2 separate regions of the Homo sapiens genome follow, and region 1 is linked to region 2. Evidence: chromatin loops called from intact Hi-C (ENCODE). Cell type or tissue: PC-9. All regions are shown on one strand. Each heading gives the region's core, and the rest is flanking DNA. Links, peaks and the distances in the headings are about the cores only. Region 1 has its middle 52 kb from the start of SOCS2. Region 2 overlaps CRADD (CARD and death domain containing adaptor protein).

Evidence for each region. A loop is a pair of places that touch in the nucleus more often than their neighbours do. Peaks named below come from ENCODE experiments on the same cell type or tissue, not always from the same donor. Only the 100,000 strongest peaks of a DNase experiment are listed, where the experiment ranks them.
Region 1: a loop joins it to region 2, with 18 times the contacts of the local background. A loop is called at or near these places in 1 of 110 quality-filtered maps.

What each region holds. Positions count from the first base shown.
Region 1 is chr12:93,620,740-93,629,033 of GRCh38, forward strand. It overlaps a transcript of SOCS2 not described here. Among named protein-coding and RNA genes, the nearest start is that of SOCS2, 52 kb to the left of the region's middle. RefSeq lists an enhancer at 3,815-5,014. In PC-9, for the core only: no CTCF peak of the experiment used is centred there; DNase peaks (open chromatin) are centred at 4,082 and 4,482; H3K27ac peaks cover 2,358 bases.
Region 2 is chr12:93,780,389-93,788,730 of GRCh38, forward strand. All of the region lies in intron 2 of CRADD (CARD and death domain containing adaptor protein), which reads left to right. Among named protein-coding and RNA genes, the nearest start is that of CRADD-AS1, 47 kb to the left of the region's middle. RefSeq lists a silencer at 4,065-4,359 and enhancers at 4,177-4,676, 4,689-5,888. In PC-9, for the core only: no CTCF peak of the experiment used is centred there; DNase peaks (open chromatin) are centred at 4,243, 5,023 and 5,533; H3K4me3 peaks cover 1,634 bases; H3K27ac peaks cover 4,217 bases.

The DNA of each region.
Region 1 (8,294 bases), core at 1-8,000, 160 kb before region 2:
CAATTTCCTTCACTAAGCTCTTTTTTAGGGAATGCTTAGTGAAGATTTGATTAAACACTACAATTGTTAACTACACCAGATAAGTTTAACTTTGACACTCTATTTTGTAATTCATCTTGTAATGGAAGAGTCAAAATAACAGTGTCTCCTGGTATATGCAGATAGATGGATACCTTTGGGAAGCCCACTCATTCATCTATCCATTCGTCCAGCCATATCCATCTATCCAAGTCTGCACTACTTGGGAGCCCAGGTGAGGAGAGCTGCAGTCATGATGGGAGGTTGGTGGTCTTCTCTGAAGATGTAACATTTCACCATCTTCAGTGCAACTCTTGTCCTTTGGCGACCAAGAGCTGAGCATATACGTCCTCGTGACTGTTCCAACTCCTAGTCAAGACTATATAGATTCCATGTATCATTATACTGATCACCTATCTAGACATCACAGTAGTTTTTGAGATACCTAATTGAAATGACAACTTTTGTTAGTATTTAAAATACCAAACTGTCTTTCTTTAGCATCAGAAAATCCCCAGTTCTGTTTCTGAAGTTGCCTCAAAGCACCTGAGGGGATGTTGGGAAGGGAAATTACACAGACTGTCTATCATGGATCAGAAGCTTGTACTGCAAGCATAATGCATTGATTAAGAGAGGTGAAATCTGAATCCAGATTGCCTGGGTCTAGGTTCAAATCCCTGCCCCACTTCTTCATGACTGTATGACCAGAACAAGGTTACTTAACTTCTCTCTCTCCTTTTTTTGAGACAGAGTCTCACTCTATCACCCAGGCACAGTGGAACAATCATAGCTCACTGCAGCCTCGAACGGTCAGGCTTAAGAGATCCTCCTGCCTTAGTCTCCCCAGTACCTGGGACCACAAGCACACACCATCATGCCCAGCTAATTAAAAAAAAATTTTTTTTTTGTAGAGATGGAGTCTCACTATGCTGTTCAGGCTGGTCTTGAACCCCTGGCCTCAAGCAATCCTCCCACCTTGGCCTTCCAAAGTGAGTGCTAGGACTATAAGCATGAGCTGCCATGCCCAGCCTACTTAACACCTCTTATCCTTACTTTCTTTATCTGTAACATAGAGGTAGTAATTACACCTCCCTCATAAGGTTGTTCTGAGACTTAAATCAGTTAACATATGAACACCAAAGTGGTGAAGCGAGCAGAATAGTGCCTGACACATATTAAGTGTGATGTGAGTACTTGCTATTATTATTACTGATCTTATTTTAAACTCATTTAATTTAGTTCTTACAACAACTCTTACTTAGATTGAGGCTGAAAATTGTCAGCCTGTAGGTTGAACTTGGCCTGCAGATATGTTTTGTTTGGCCTGCACAATTTTCTTTAGTTTGAGCCAACATTTAAAACTCTGGAGTTTTATACAAAAATCTTGATTTCTGGCTCTTCTTGTAAAATCCTTATCTGACAGCAACCCACAGGAGCTGAGGGCTGCTGATTTCTTTAGATAAGGAATGCACCTTGGTAGTGTGCCCTGATTCTGTGGGGATGATGTCAGTGGTGAGTGATAGAAGACCCAACTAATAGTCGCTTCAACTAAGAATTTATATCTCAATTAAGAGGTCTGAGGTAGGGTAGTTCCAGGTTTCATACAGAGGCACAAAAGTGTTGTCGGAGACTCTTGCTCCTTTACTGTTAATGTCTTCCACCTGTCCTCTCTGACATCATTGGCATGTCAGCTATGATGCTGCACTCATACCTACTGATGCCTCCAAAGGCTCACACATGTCACATGCAGATACACGACCAGTGAAGAAGAGATGTCTTTTTACTGGTCTCTTTTCCTTATAAAGGAAACCTTTAAAACAAAACAAAAAAACCCTAGCTGAGTGTCTCCTGAGCTCACAATTGGCCAAGACTGGCTTCTATGCCAATACTCTGGTTGGAAGAAAGCCTAGGAAAGCTGGTCTCACACTTCCTGCCCTTAAGTGGGAAGGCAGGATGTGCCTATAAGAGGGATGAGGCAAGGGGTAGTGAACAGGCCAAGACTGCCAGGCACATCTCACTCAGAAATCGCTCAAGCACACACACCCAGCTTCCTCCACCTATTTACCTAACTGAGGGCAACTGGATAATGGAATCTGTATGTCAAGTTCAGGATTCAGCCCTATAAACTTATGGAAGGTTTGAGCCATGACTAGTTTAGGTGGATTTTTTAAAATAAAAAAATCACTTTCAGTTCTTAAAAAAGGAATCCATTTTAGGTTCAAAGTAGCATGATAACTTTGCTGTTTAGAGTTTGAAATTCAACAAGGATATTTACTCTTGCCTGGATAACCTGCAGCACTGATAGCATTTGGCTCTTTGTCCCCACCCAAGTCTCATCTCGAATTGTAACCCCCAAATGTCAGGGAAGGGCCTGGTGGGAAGCAATTGGATCATGGGGGCAGCTTCTCCCAGGCTGGTCTCGTGATAGTGAGGGAGTTCTCACGAGATCTGATGGTTTAAGTGCCAAGAAGTTTTCCTCCTCTCACTCACTCCTTTCTCCTGCTGCCATGTAAGACGTGCCTTGCTTCCCCTTCACCTGCAGCCATGATTATAAGTTTCCTGAGGCCTCCCTAGCCATGTGGAACTGTGAATCAATTAAACCTCTTTCCTTTATAAATTACCCAGTCTCAGGGAAGTTCTTTTTATTTATTTATTTATTATCATTATTTTTTAATTTATTATTATTATACTTTACGTTTTAGGGTACATGTGCACAATGTGCAGGTTAGTTACATATGTATACATGTGCCATGCTGGTGTGCTGCACCGGGAAGTTCTTTATAGCAGTGTGAAAACGGACTTACACAAGCACCAACCAATATTTATGGTGTCTCTGGGTGAACATGTAAGATGCCATTTAAAATGCTGTATAGAGACATGGGCACTACCCTCTAGGTACTAGCTGTGGTCTAAATGCATCCTCTAAAATTCACAAGTTGACATTTAATCATGAATTTTTTTTTTTTTGAGACAGGGTCTCGCTCTGCTGCCCACGCAGGAGTGCAATCGCGATCTCAGCTCACTGCAACCTCCGCCTCCCGAGCTCAAGCGATTCTCCTGCCTCAGCCTCCCAAATAGCTGGGATTACAGGCACACACCACCATGTCCAGCTAATTTTTGTATTTTTAGTAAAGACAGGGTTTTGTCTTGTTGGCCCGGCTGGTCTTGAACTCCTGACCTCAGGTGATCACCCACGTCAGCCTCCCAAAGTGCTGGGATTACAGGTGTGAGCCACCCCACCCAGCCTGAGCCACTGCGCCTGGTCTTAATCACGAATATTAATAGGTGGGGTCTTTAGGAGGTAATTAAGTCATGAGAGTGAAAGCCTCATGAATGGGATTAGCCGCCTTGTAAAAGGTCTGGAGGAAACTAGTGTTTGTCCCTTGTTATCCTTCCATCCCTTCCACCACATGAGGACACAGAGGTCAAGGTGCCATCTTGAAAGCAAAGACTAGGCCCTCACCAGACACGAAACCTGCCAGCGCTTTGACTTTGGACTTCCCAGCTTCCAGAACTATGAAAAATACATTTCTGGCCAAGCGCAGTGGCTCACGCCTGTAATCCCAGCACTCTGGGAGGCCAAGGCGGGTGGATCACGAGGTCAAGAGATTGAGATCATCCTGACCAACATGGTGAAACCTTGTCTCTACTTAAAATACAAAAAATTAGCCAGGTGTGGTGGCAGGCACCTGTAGTCCCAGCTACTAGGGAGGCTGAGGCAGGAGAATCACTTGAATCCGGGAGGCGGAGGTTGTAGTGAGCCGAGATTGCACCACTGCACTCAGCCTGGCAACAGAGAGAGACTCCATCTAAAAAAAAAAAAAAATCTATTATGTGTTAATTACCAGTTCTTAGGTGTTTTGTTATAGCAGCACAAACAGACTAAGACAATACTCATCACCCAAGTCACTCTGGAAGGCACTGTTTTATAAGAGCAGAACAGAGTGTGATACATGAATGCTGCAGGCATCAGAAATTGCTGGAACCCATTAAGTTGCTCCCATTAAGTTGGGGGCAGGGTAAAATAAGTAGAAGTACACAGTATGCCACTGTGTGGGCAAAGTTGTTTCTGATTTCATACTAAAGATAGAACCCTAAAACAAGACCTAACAAGAGGTTTCTTTGTGGAAACAATCTTCTTGGGTTAATAGCTAAATATAGTGACTAATGCTTCTTCCTGTTCTTTCTCGACTATACCTTATGAGCTACCTTTAGAACAAGCAGGTTGAAGCCCTGCCTTTTACTAATCCCCTGAGATAATCTTTTTAAAACTCTCAGTGGCAAGTGAAGACCCCAGTGTTTTCCCCATCTCTGAGATTTCTTTCATATCCCTTTAGCATTCGCATTTGCTCTTACTGGTTATTTCCCATGCTGAATCATTCACTGACTATCTGGTCATCTCCTGGGGGAGCCAAATAGTTTTAAACATTCTCAGTGACTCATCTATCCTCACCAGTTCTTTTATTTATTTGTTGTTGATGTGTCATACACACACAATCTCTCTCTGTCATTAAAATGCTAAAAAAAGTTTCTATTTACCGTCATAGTATACTCCACTTTCTCAGTGCATGTCTTCACTTGTTTTGTAGTTTTCTAGTTCATGCAATTGAAATAAAGGTACAGTTACTTAGTCTTTAACCAAGTCCCAGGTTTAGCCAAAATTGTCAAACTCAGGATTCAGCCCTTCAAAGCTTACGAATTTATTGAGGGCCGGGCGCGGTGGCTCACATTTGTAATCTCAGCACTTTGGGAGGCCCAGGCGAGTGGATCACCAGAGGTCAGGAGTTTGAGACCAGCCTGGCCAACATGGTGAAACCCAGTCTCTACTAAAAACACAAAAATTAGCTGGGTGTGGTGGCACGTGCCTGTAATCTTAGCTACTCGGGAGGCTGAGGCAGGAGAATTGCTTGAACCTGGGAGGCGGAGGTTGCAATGAGCTGAGATCACGCCACTGCACTCCAGCCTGGGCAACAGGGTGAGACCATCTCAAAAAAAAAAAAAAAAAAAAAGAGAATTACTTGGTGAAAATAATTCCATATCATTACTATTTTGTAAAAGGGAAACTGCTCTCTTAGCACATTGTGTTGTTTGCTTTGCTACCTTCAGTTGCTCTGCGTCAGAACCCTGTATCTGAAATCCCTCAATAATGAGACTAACTGAGGTAGTGGTGATACTCTATCTTGTTATTTTAAAGCAGGCCTGCAAATACTGGGTGCTCAGTAACCATGAGAAAAAGGCCTGATAAAAGCAACAACAGAAGCAATTGGGACCCAAGGTGGACACCACGGCAAATCCTCAGCGCCTGGGTTTTAGACGGTTCTGCCAAAGGTTTGGTTCTTTCCAGCCTGAGATCATTGCTTAGATCTTTCTGGGGTGTAGTTAAAGTAAAATGAGCCTCTTTCTATTTATCCCACAGATGCCGTTCTCTCTTAACAATGTACTCCTTGAAGGCTTCTTAAGGTAATGTCTGGTCTCTGCTGAATGCAGCCATAAATGCAATAGAACGCTACCTTTGCTGAATGTGCTCAGTCCTCCCCCCTTAGCACAGCTCACCCTACTAGCCTTATCTTGCTGGCCTCCCTCTACCCCCACTGCAACCTCCCAACAGGCTTTAAAATCCAGACATACCTAACGAATCACACAATTACCAAGCAGGTCAGGATACTTTACATCAGAGCCTCTGAACATACTGTTCTCTTCCCAGAATGCCCTTCTCCACCTCATCCACCTGGAGAACCCCTACGTATCCTTCAAGACTCAACTCAAGCTTTTTTTGTTTTAACCCCCCTACAGCCTTCTTACCTTTCCAAATAGCACCAGAACTTTTCATCCACCACTGTACCTTGTATGCAACTGTGTTACAGCACTCTCTAAACCTTCATGTCATCTGCCTTACTTTTTGAGGTTTATGAGAGGAGTGATATGGTTTGGATGTTTATCCCCTCCAAATCTCATGTTGAAATGTGATTCCCAATGTTGGAGGTGGGGCCTGATGGGAGGCAATTGGATCATGAGGGCGTATCCTTCATTAAGCGGTTAGCACATCTTCTTGGTGATAAGTAAGTTCTTATTCTGAGTTCACACAGGGTCTGGTTGTTTAAAAAAGTGTGGCACAACACCCTCACCTTGCTCCCACTTGACCTTCCATCATGACTGTAAGCTTCCTGAGGCCCTCACTAGAAGCTGAGCAGATGTTGGTGCCATGCTTGTTGATATAGTTTGAATATATGTCCCCACCAAATCTCATGTTGAATGGTAATCTCCAATGTTGGAGATGAGGTCTGGTGGGAGGTGTTTGGGTCATGGGGTGGATCCCTCATGGTTTGCGGCTGCACTGGTGATAGTGAGTTCTCACAAGATCAGGTCATTTATAAATGTGTGGCACCTCCCCAGTCTTGCTCCTCCTCCCGCCTTGTGAGATGCCTATTCCCCTTTGCTTTCCACCATGATTGTAGGCTTCTTGAGGCCTCCCCTGAAGCTGATGCTGGCACTATGATTCCTGTACAGCCTGCAGAACTGTGAGCCAACTAAACCTCATTTCTTTATAAATTACCCAGTCTCAGGTATTCCTTTATAGTAATGCGAGAATGGCCTAACACAAGGAGGGACTTACATTATTTTCTGAATCTCAGTGCTTATCTCCTGGAAAGTGTTTACAAAGTATTTGTTGAATGAGTAAATAATTATTTTGAAATATTTATAACTCTCTGATAACATAACATTATATGGTAATAGAGAATTTAGGAAATGCAGAACTATACAAAGAAGAACTAAAAACCATCTGTAATCTCTGGTTAATGGTAATTAACCAAAGTTAATTATTATTCAATAATTTTCTCTGTAGATTTTTTTCTATATTTTTAAAATAACAGCTTTATTGAGATATACTTTACATACCATACAAGTCACCCATTTAAAGTATACAATTCAATGATTTTTAGTATTTCATAGACTTGTATAACCATAATAATAAGTTTTATAACATTTTCATCACCCCAAGAAGTAACCTCATATCCATTAGGAGTCATTCGATTTCCCTCTAACTCTAACCTCCTCCCATCCCTAGGCAATCACTTACCTATTTTTGCCTCTAAAGATTTGCCTATTCTGGACATTTCATAATAAATGAAACCATACAATACACAGCCTTTCGTATCTGGCTTCTTTCACTTAGAATAATATTTTCAAGTTTCATTCATATTATAGGATGTATTAGTTAGCACTTCATTCCTTTTTATGGCCAATAGTATTCCATGGCATTAATATACCACATTTTATTTATATGGTCATCAGTTGATGGACATTTGGGTTGTTTCTACCTTTTTGGCTATTGTGTATAATGCTGCTATGAAGATTTGTGTACAAGTTTTTATATGGACATATGTGTTTGTTTTTCTCTTAAGTACATGCCTAGGAATAGAATTTCTGGGTCAAATGGTAACTCTATGTTTAACCTTTTGGGGAAACTTCTAGACTTTTTTCTTTCAAAGATGCTGCACCATTTTACATTCCCATTAACAGTGTACCAGTGTTATTCTAGATTCTCCACATCCTTGTCCGCACTTATTATTAGCTATCTTTTTTATGTGGCATCTCATTGTGGCTTTGATTTGCATTTTCTTGATAGACAATTATGTTAAGTATCTTTCCATGTATTTATTGGCCATTTATGTATCTTCCTGGGAAGATCATTCAAGTCCTTGGCAATTTTTAGTTGGGTTATTAGTCTTTTAAATTATTGAGTTGTAGGCATTCTTTATACATTGTAGTTACAATTCCTTTATAAGATATGTGATTTGTAAATATTATCTCTTATTCTGCGGGCTGGCTGTCTTTCCACTTTCTTGATGGTGTACTTTGAAGCACAGAAGTTTTTAATTTTGGTGAAGTTCAGTGTATCTATTTTTCCTTTTGTTGCTGTGCTTTTCATGTTAGATCTAAGAAGCCATTGCTTAACTGAAAGTCAGAAAGATTTCACCTATCTTTTCTGAGAGTTTCACCTATCTTTTCTTCTAAGAGTTTTATAGTTTTAGCTCATACATTTAAGATGTCTTTGATCTAGTTTGATTTAATTTTTGTAGATGGTGTGAGATAGGGGTCCTACTTTATTCAGTAGGCTATCCAATTGTTCCAGTACCATCTGTTGGATAAATTATTCTCCCCCAACTGAATTGTTTTGACACTCTTGTCAAAAATCAATTGACTGTAAGTATGGTTTACTTCTAACTCTGAATTACATGCTGTTGATCTATATGTCTATCCTGGAGCCAATACCA
Region 2 (8,342 bases), core at 297-8,296:
CGCGGTAGATATTACTGTTATCAATCCCATTTACAGATGAGAAAACCGAGGCACAGGAAGATTTAATGACAAACCTGAAGTTACACAGTCGGTAAATGATGGGCTGGGATTCAGATCAAGGTCTGACTAACTTCAAAGCCTGGCTCTTTTCACTGGACTCCCTGATTCCCATGCCTGTCACATCTAGTGTTTTCAACAGGATTGCATTTTTTTGGTTTAAATTATATTGTAAGGCACATAAACAAACACATGCCAGTAGATGTTATTGAAGAGCCACAGTGTGTAATTGCTGTGAAACAAGGAAAATGGAATATCAAAATGATAAACAACACATAAAGACGTTCTTGATTACCTTTTTTTTTTTTTTGAGACAGAGTCTCTTCCTTCTGTTGCCCAGGCTGGAGTGCAGTGGTGTGATCTTGGCTCACTGCAACCCCTGCCTCCTAGGTTCAAGTGATTCTCATATCTCAGCCTCAGCCTCCTGCATAGCTGGGATTACAGGCACATGCCACCATGCCCAGCTATTTTTTTTTTTTTTTGTATTTTTAGTAGAGACACGGTTTTGCTATATTGGCCAGGCTGGTCTCGAACTCCTGACTTCAAGTAATCCACCCGCCTCAGCCTCCCAAAGTGCTGGGATTACAAGTGTGAGCCACCGTGCCCAGCCTCTTGGTTACTTTTTTTTAAAGGTTCTCTTTGAACCATCTAGAGCAAAGCCATCAAAGAGACTGCTGGGATCATGTCAGAATGATTCAGAAGCCAACCTGAGGGGATCCCCCAGAGGGCAAAGATGAGACAGTTTGAGCATCAAAAGGATTGAAATATATAAAAATATATAAAAGTCCATGAGTTTATGACAAAATTCTAAAGACACAAGACAATAAGACAAAAAAATCCCGCATTTGTCACTTCTGAGATTGTTAGGGCACCAAGTCATTGTTCTGAAAATGGATTTAAAAAGGAGATCTCACATCCACCCCTGCTTTCCTATTTACTTTATAGAGAATTACAGCTAATAAATGCAGAAGGGTGCTAGAAAAGTTTTAAAAACCTACAGTTTTGTAGCATCTAATGAAGTAATGGAGCTAAGCAACAACCATTAATGAATGATAAAATCAGGTAAAATTGGTGCTTTCTAACAGAGAATCAGGCTGACAACACTTGAACCCACGGATCAGTCTCCATATCACTAAAAGTGGAACAGCCGAACGTTAGTTATGCTCCTCCAATGTGATCTGATAGAAAAGAAACAGCACCACCTGTGAAGTATTCTTACCCACATCCCCTCCCTCAACGAGGCTGAACCAGAAGCTCATCAAACATGCACATCTAACTATTAATACCAGGTTATAGGAAATACGGGAGACAGAGGAACATGCTAAACACCACTACAAGGGTACAGATCAGCCAATGCCTGAATGTAGGAAGTTCTACAAAACAAATGACCCATTTTTGTTTTCAGTATATAAATGCTACGAGAAAAAAGTAGAGATGGGGAACTGTTAAGTACTGTAAACTAGTTCAACCATTGTGGAAATCAGTGTGGCGATTCCTCAGGGATCTAGAACTAGAAATACCATTTGACCCAGCCATCCCATTACTGGGTATATACCCAAAGGATTATAAATCATGCTGCTATAAAGACACATGCACACGTATGTTTATAGCGGCACTATTCACAATAGCAAAGACTTGGAACCAACCCAAATATCCAACAATGATAGACTGGATTAAGAAAATGTGGCACATATACACCATGGAATACTATGCAGCCATAAAAATGATGAGTTCATGTCCTTTGTAGGGACATGGATGAAACTGGAAACCAGCATTCTCAGCAAACTATCGCAAGGACAAAAAACCAAACACTGCATGTTCTCACTCATAGGTGGGAATTGAACAATGAGAACACATGGACACAGGAAGGGGAACATCACACACCGGGGACTGTTGTGGGGTTGGGGGAGGGGGGAGGGATAGCATTAGGAGATACACTTAATGCTAAATGAGGAGTTAATGGGTGCAGCACACCAACATGGCACATGTAAACATATGTAACAAACCTGCACATTGTGCACATGTACCTTAAAACTTAAAGTATAATTAAAAAAAACAAAAAGACTTAAGGGTGGGAGATGGAGCCTGCAGTGAGCTGAGATCACGCCACTGCACTCCAACCTGGGCAACAGCGAGACTCCGTCTCAGGAAAAAAAAAAAAAAAAGACTTAAGGGACCTGTAAACCAAATGCAGGTATGAATCTTGTTTGGAACTTGATTTGAACAACTGACTAACTAAAAAAATGCCTTTTTTTTTAAACAGGCAAAAATAAAACATACTCTGTTTATTACATGTTACTAAGGAATTACTGGTAATTTTATTGAGTTGGTGGTATTGTGAGTTTTAAAAGTCCTTATCTATTTAGAAGCACTTATTAATGAATTAATATGAGGCCTAAGACTCTTTAAAAAATACTCCTTCAAAAGAAAAAAAGTATGTGTATAGGGAAATACGTGAAATCAGAATGGTAAAATATAATAATTGTTGAAGCTTGGTGATAGGTTTTTGGGGGTTCTTTACACTTTCCTCTACTTTGTTATGTATGGAAAATTCACATAATAAAAACAGTCAAGTGTTCTATTTGAGAGGCAGAATTTTGGCAGAAGGCCTGGGTTATAACCCAATTTGTATAGCCTGGGGAGAGTCACTGCTACTCCCTCCTTTTTTGCCTCTTTCCTTTCCTTTTTACTTTCCTTCTATTTCTTAAGAAATCATTTGCTGGGCCACATTTTCCCCCAGGGACTGTCCTGGTACCATCAGCCTTCCAAGTTACAGGTATAGGTATTATTATTATTATTATTATTATTATTATTATTATTATTATTATTTTACAGATGAGGAAATCAAAGCAGAGAAGGGACTAAGTTTCTCACCCACAAATCCAGGTCTGCCTGTGTCCAAAATCTGAGCTCTTTTGTTTTATTTTATGCTGGCTCCCAGGAGTAGTCCTCTGATTTTATAATTTTTAAGTTTTTTTATTTTTAATTTTGTTTATGGATAAATTTTAAACAATGAGTAAATTAAGATAGATCAAGTGGAGTAGCATTTGTGTTTTTTGCATGTGAGAAAGATGCAAGGTATGGTTGTTACTGTAACAATTACAAAGATTTCATCAAAGGCAAGCAGTGATAAAAGCAAAATGTGTGGCAACTTTCTTCATATTCAGAAAAGAGTAAAAGCCTATAAATTGTAACTTTAAGCCATAAAATAACATTTATTTATGCTTGTTCTTCAAAAGCTTATATTTGATAATCTTTTTTGTTAGAAGTCGAAGCCTGAGAAAAATGGCTAATTTCATTTTTCATGTGTTTGTAAAATATTTTTAGGACTATCACAAGAAATTCCCTAAAAATGTCAAAGCAAATGAACAAGTGAAATTCTGCACATCCCTTGTGCCACTATTTTGTTTACTTACTGAAAAAATGACATTGGCTTTTGTAAAACCTGGGTGTGCTGGTGGGCATGTGCAGATGTGTCGCTGTCATCTGTCATGTGTCATGCTCTGGATGTCAGAACCAGACATCAGTCAGGGAAGAGAGTGAGTAGCAAGCCACCTCGCCAAACTCTTGCTGCAGGGTGCACGGGGTTCACATCCTCTGCTTAGATTTAGTGCGACTTTCCAAAACACCTGCAGTGCGGTACTTCATGGCTGGTCCCACGTAACAATTTATGCCCTAGAGATGTCTGACTAGATCTTAGGAAATTATACTAATGGTTCTGACGTTGTTTCCTTCAAGAATCGAGGCGCTAAATATAGTCAAGCTGAATGACAAAATTTTACTCACACTCAGGGCATGTCAGTGAGGGCATCAAAAATGGAAAAATAATAAATACTGCTGATATTTACTAAGTTTTATGGTATGACAGGCACTGCACTAAGTCTTTTGAATATCTAATCATGTTTAACTCTCAATGTCCCATTTTATAGCTGAGGTGGCCGCAGCACAGAGAGGTTAAGTGAGTTGCCCAAGGTTGCACGGTTAATAAATGGCAGAGCTGGGCTCTAAACCCAGGCCGTCTGACCCCTGAGCCTTTCCTCTTCTAACCACTGTGCAGTCTCCAAGCACCAGCAGAATGAAGTGAGCACGTGCTAATCCACAGCTGTCATGGTTTGGCCCTCTGTGGGCTTTCAGAGCACCTTAAAACCCTTTGTTCTGTGTCAGAGCTGTTTTTCAGCTTTGCAGATGTCTGAAGTCAAGCAGAAGAGATGGAGAGTCTGATAAAGCACACGTGGCAAATCTCTGGCCGAGTTGATATTAGAACACAGAGTCCCAGAGTGATTTACTGTCCAGGGGGAAAGCCAGTTGGCCTGGCTACCTTGCAAGACGGTTAAAGGACATAAGAATAGATATTCATTCAAGACTGTCAGAAAGAAAGTAGGTCAGCAATGAAATAAAAACAAATGTCAAAGAAACACCACTTTGGTATAAATAAAAAGTCGATTCTTCTTAATAAAGAGCTGTCTGTTCTTCATTAATTAGAAAAGTACAGAGCCTGCTTACTTTGAGATTCCAAAACCTCTTCAGGCACAACTCGTTATTAATTTGATCACTTTCCTCAAAAGAATGATATTTTGACAAATACAGTTTCTGGCTTCAGTCACATATAGAAACATTGGAATAAGTACAATGTTGTGTTTTGCTTTTTTTTTTAAAATAGGAACTATGTTTGATAATGCATATACTCCAAACACCTCTAAAAATAATTTTCAATTGGCAAGCTATTTTTTGGTGTATTTTCCTAGTCTGGGAGAGGAAGTTTTATCATTTAATTTGATAAACTTAGTACCTTTGAGAGAAAGGAGGAGAAAATTTTACCATCTTATGTGGTTGAAATATGCTTTAGTATTTACATAATTGAAAATGATTCAAACTGATTTCCTCTGACGAACATCCGAAATGAAAATAAAAATTGTGTCTACTCCAAAGGGTAGTGGCTTGAGTCACCCACTGGTATGTGTGACCTATGAGTCACTCACTGGTATGCGTCTTCCCGATCCCCTGGCCTATGGGTTAGAAGTCAAAGATGCTCCACTGGGGCTTCCTTTGTAGCTTCTTTTCCCCTTCAGTATTCAACCACAGCTACTGCTGGCAGCTCCTGGCAGAACAGGAATGGGAGACCAAGGAGAGGATATGTGGAAGCTGAGTGATTTATTTATAGGGGACTTTTGGCAAATGAAAGAAAATAGATGTGAAGTCTTAGCAGTTCCAGCATGTTCATCAGAAATGCAAGCTCATGATAGTCATTTCAAAGGGAATTGTGGAAGAATGGTGTTACCCTACTTCACAGGCCATTAAATCATATATATGTTTGGTTGCCAGTGAGAATCTGAGTAGCAGAGCAGACAAGAATAAGGACGTATGGGATCGAGGCCTGTAGCTTGTGACCATGAACAAGTCACGTGACCCTTTGGCCTTAAATTCACCATAAAGTCGTGTACTTGATCTCAGTGATTGTATCTTACTTCATCAAAATGGTATGATTCTAAATTCCTGTGGGATATACAGGTAAGACAGGACTGGTGGAGCATTAGGTTTGGTTTTTCCTTTAAAAGAAAGTGTTGGGGAGGCAGCAGGGAATAGCAAAGGTCACAGACTCAAAAGCATTAACTGCCGGGCCTATGAAGACACGAATGATGTAGGTTTGATATAATGGAGGTACAAATCCATGTTTTATGCAAAACCTCATATTTCTAAACTTTGGCAATTCATTCATGTTTATCAAATCACTGTTTTAGGCCCCCTTTGGCTGGCCAGTGGGCCCTCTGCTTTAGACTTCTGGAATAAACTCCACAGTTGAGAGATGAAGGACAGACCTGGATTCTAACAGACCTAAATTTGAACCTTAGCTCTGCCCTCTAAGGAATGTGTAAACGTATACATCTGTATTTAACTTCTCAAAGCTTCAAGTTTCTTTATCTGTAGAAATGAGAATGATAATACCTCTTTTGTAGGATTTCCTGAAGACTGCGGGTACTATGTATTAAGTATACATAGTAGGCACATCCTCAAAGGGAATTCCATTACCTTTTCTATGGAGGTAGATCCTGTATAATTTTTAAATTTTTGTCTTGATGGCCAGTTGCTCACAGTTTTTAAAAGTGTAGTAGATGCCAGCGCTTCTTTATAGATTCTGAAATCCCTTCAATTTACATTTTAGTTGTTTTAAAATAAAGATTTCTTTAAGAGACAACATTCAGAGGGATAAGTTTTCTACTTGCCAGTAGAGGTAGAAGGCAGTAAAACCAAATAGATCTGTCAGTTACTGTCTTGAGGTAGAGCCCCTAAAGCAATAAAACCCACCTTTGACAATGAGGAAACACGAGACATCATTTTCTCCTTAGGACAAAAGTCTAGTGAGTAATGGCCCTTCTGTGACTAATGGTAATTCTGTACTTTATTCCCATAGAAAATCTAATTTTGAAAACATTTGCTGCATGCCCTACTATGTACTAGGCACTATGCCAGGGGAATAATGTAAAGATGACCAAAACATAATGGAATTGTTGCCTACAAGTATGTTTCGGCTATTTAAGGATTTATATTGCAGTTTGTGCAAATTGTGTATGAGTCCACTTTGAGAGGTTATACATATCTTCCAATAATGTTGCTATTGCTCAAAATATCTTTGAAGTCTCTCTTTGGAATTTACTTTTAGAGCCCTTAGCACATTCTGCTGAAGATTTTTTTTTTTTTTTTTTTTTTTTACCCTAGTGGTATTTATTCTTAGAAGGTGGATTTGATGTCAGGGACTGGCCAAGAGTTGTTCATCACTAAGTCAGCCTCATGGGTGGTGGTTAAACTGGCTAGAGTAATTTTTCGTTAAAAACGAGCCAGGACTGTAAAGTAGTATGACAGGGTTTTTTTTTTTTTTTTTTTTTTTTTAATATCACATCAACTGATTGTAGAGAAAAAGATAGTTCCAAAAAGGCATTCTGCACATTTTTTGCCCCAAACCAGTATCACTGGAATATATTTGTAGCTCCCTAACAGGCTAACTTTGAAATAAGTGGTGCTCACATGTGCATGTGTTGTAGTACGTCTGCTGAACCTTGTACTTAACCTCTTAGCAAACTCAGTGTCTTTGTTTTTTCCTTTGAAATGTTGTTTTTTCAAGTTCAGGGATAGATTTTCTCCAAGAAAATGAAACAAATAAGATCCACTCTCAAAGGACCTTAATGGAAAGAAATACATGCTTATACCAAGTTCTTTAAAACTATCCAAACTGGAAAGGATTGCCTCATAGCTGACTGTGATTATTCTGCCATGATTTAGGGACAGATAATTTCCTATCAGCATGTTTAACATGAGAATTAAAGAGTTCTGTAGTGTGGCCTATTGACCTCATTTGTTCATTCCACAAACATCTTTTGGAGTCCACTGTATGGCAGGCATTATCACTTACCATGGTGAGGATGGTGAGGCCATGAGCATGCTTCACCTAAGGAAGCCTGATCTTCAAGAATGCAAACTCACTCAACAAGAAACTTGAGAGTAATTAATAGTAGTGTTGGTAATTATCCTGTCTTTTCCTTGTAGGATTATTTGGAGGTTGTGAAGTGGTAAGTCTCTTTATTGCATTTGAAATATGGCTCATCTCATGACCATTGGAATGTGTGTACGCTCTGGAGGAAACCCATCTCTGCCATGTCACCTGTATTAGTCTGTTCTTATGCTGCTATGAAGAAATACCCAACACTGGGTAATTTCTAAAGGAAAGAGATTTAATTGACTCACAGTTTCTCAGGCTGGGGAGGCCTCGGGAATTATGGTGGAAGGCACCTCTTCACAAGGTGGCAGGAGAGAGAATGAGTACCCAGCGAAGGGAGAAACCTCTTATAAAACCATCAGATCTCGTGAGAACTCACTCACTATTACGAGAACAGGATGGAGGAAACCATCCTCATGATTCAGTTATCTCCACCTTGTCCCTCTCATGACACGTGGGGATTATGGGAGCTACAATTCAAGATGAGATTTGGGTGGGGACACAGCCAACCCGTATCAACACCTGACCACAGTGTGTGTGGTCTCTGAGGCCCAGTGGTGGCTCTCAGAGCACCTCCTTAGCAAATGTACCACTGGACCCTTGTTAGAATGATGTTCTTGATTTTTTAAAATTTATTTTTGTCTCTTGACTATTCTTGATTCAGGAATGTTCTTGATTTTAAAGGGAGGGTGTGAGGTAGTTGTTGTCTAGTTGTCTAGATATCCTCCACCTGAGAACGCTGTCTGGTGTCATAGAAACAGCAATGGCATTGGGATCAAAAGACAAACTTTCCAGC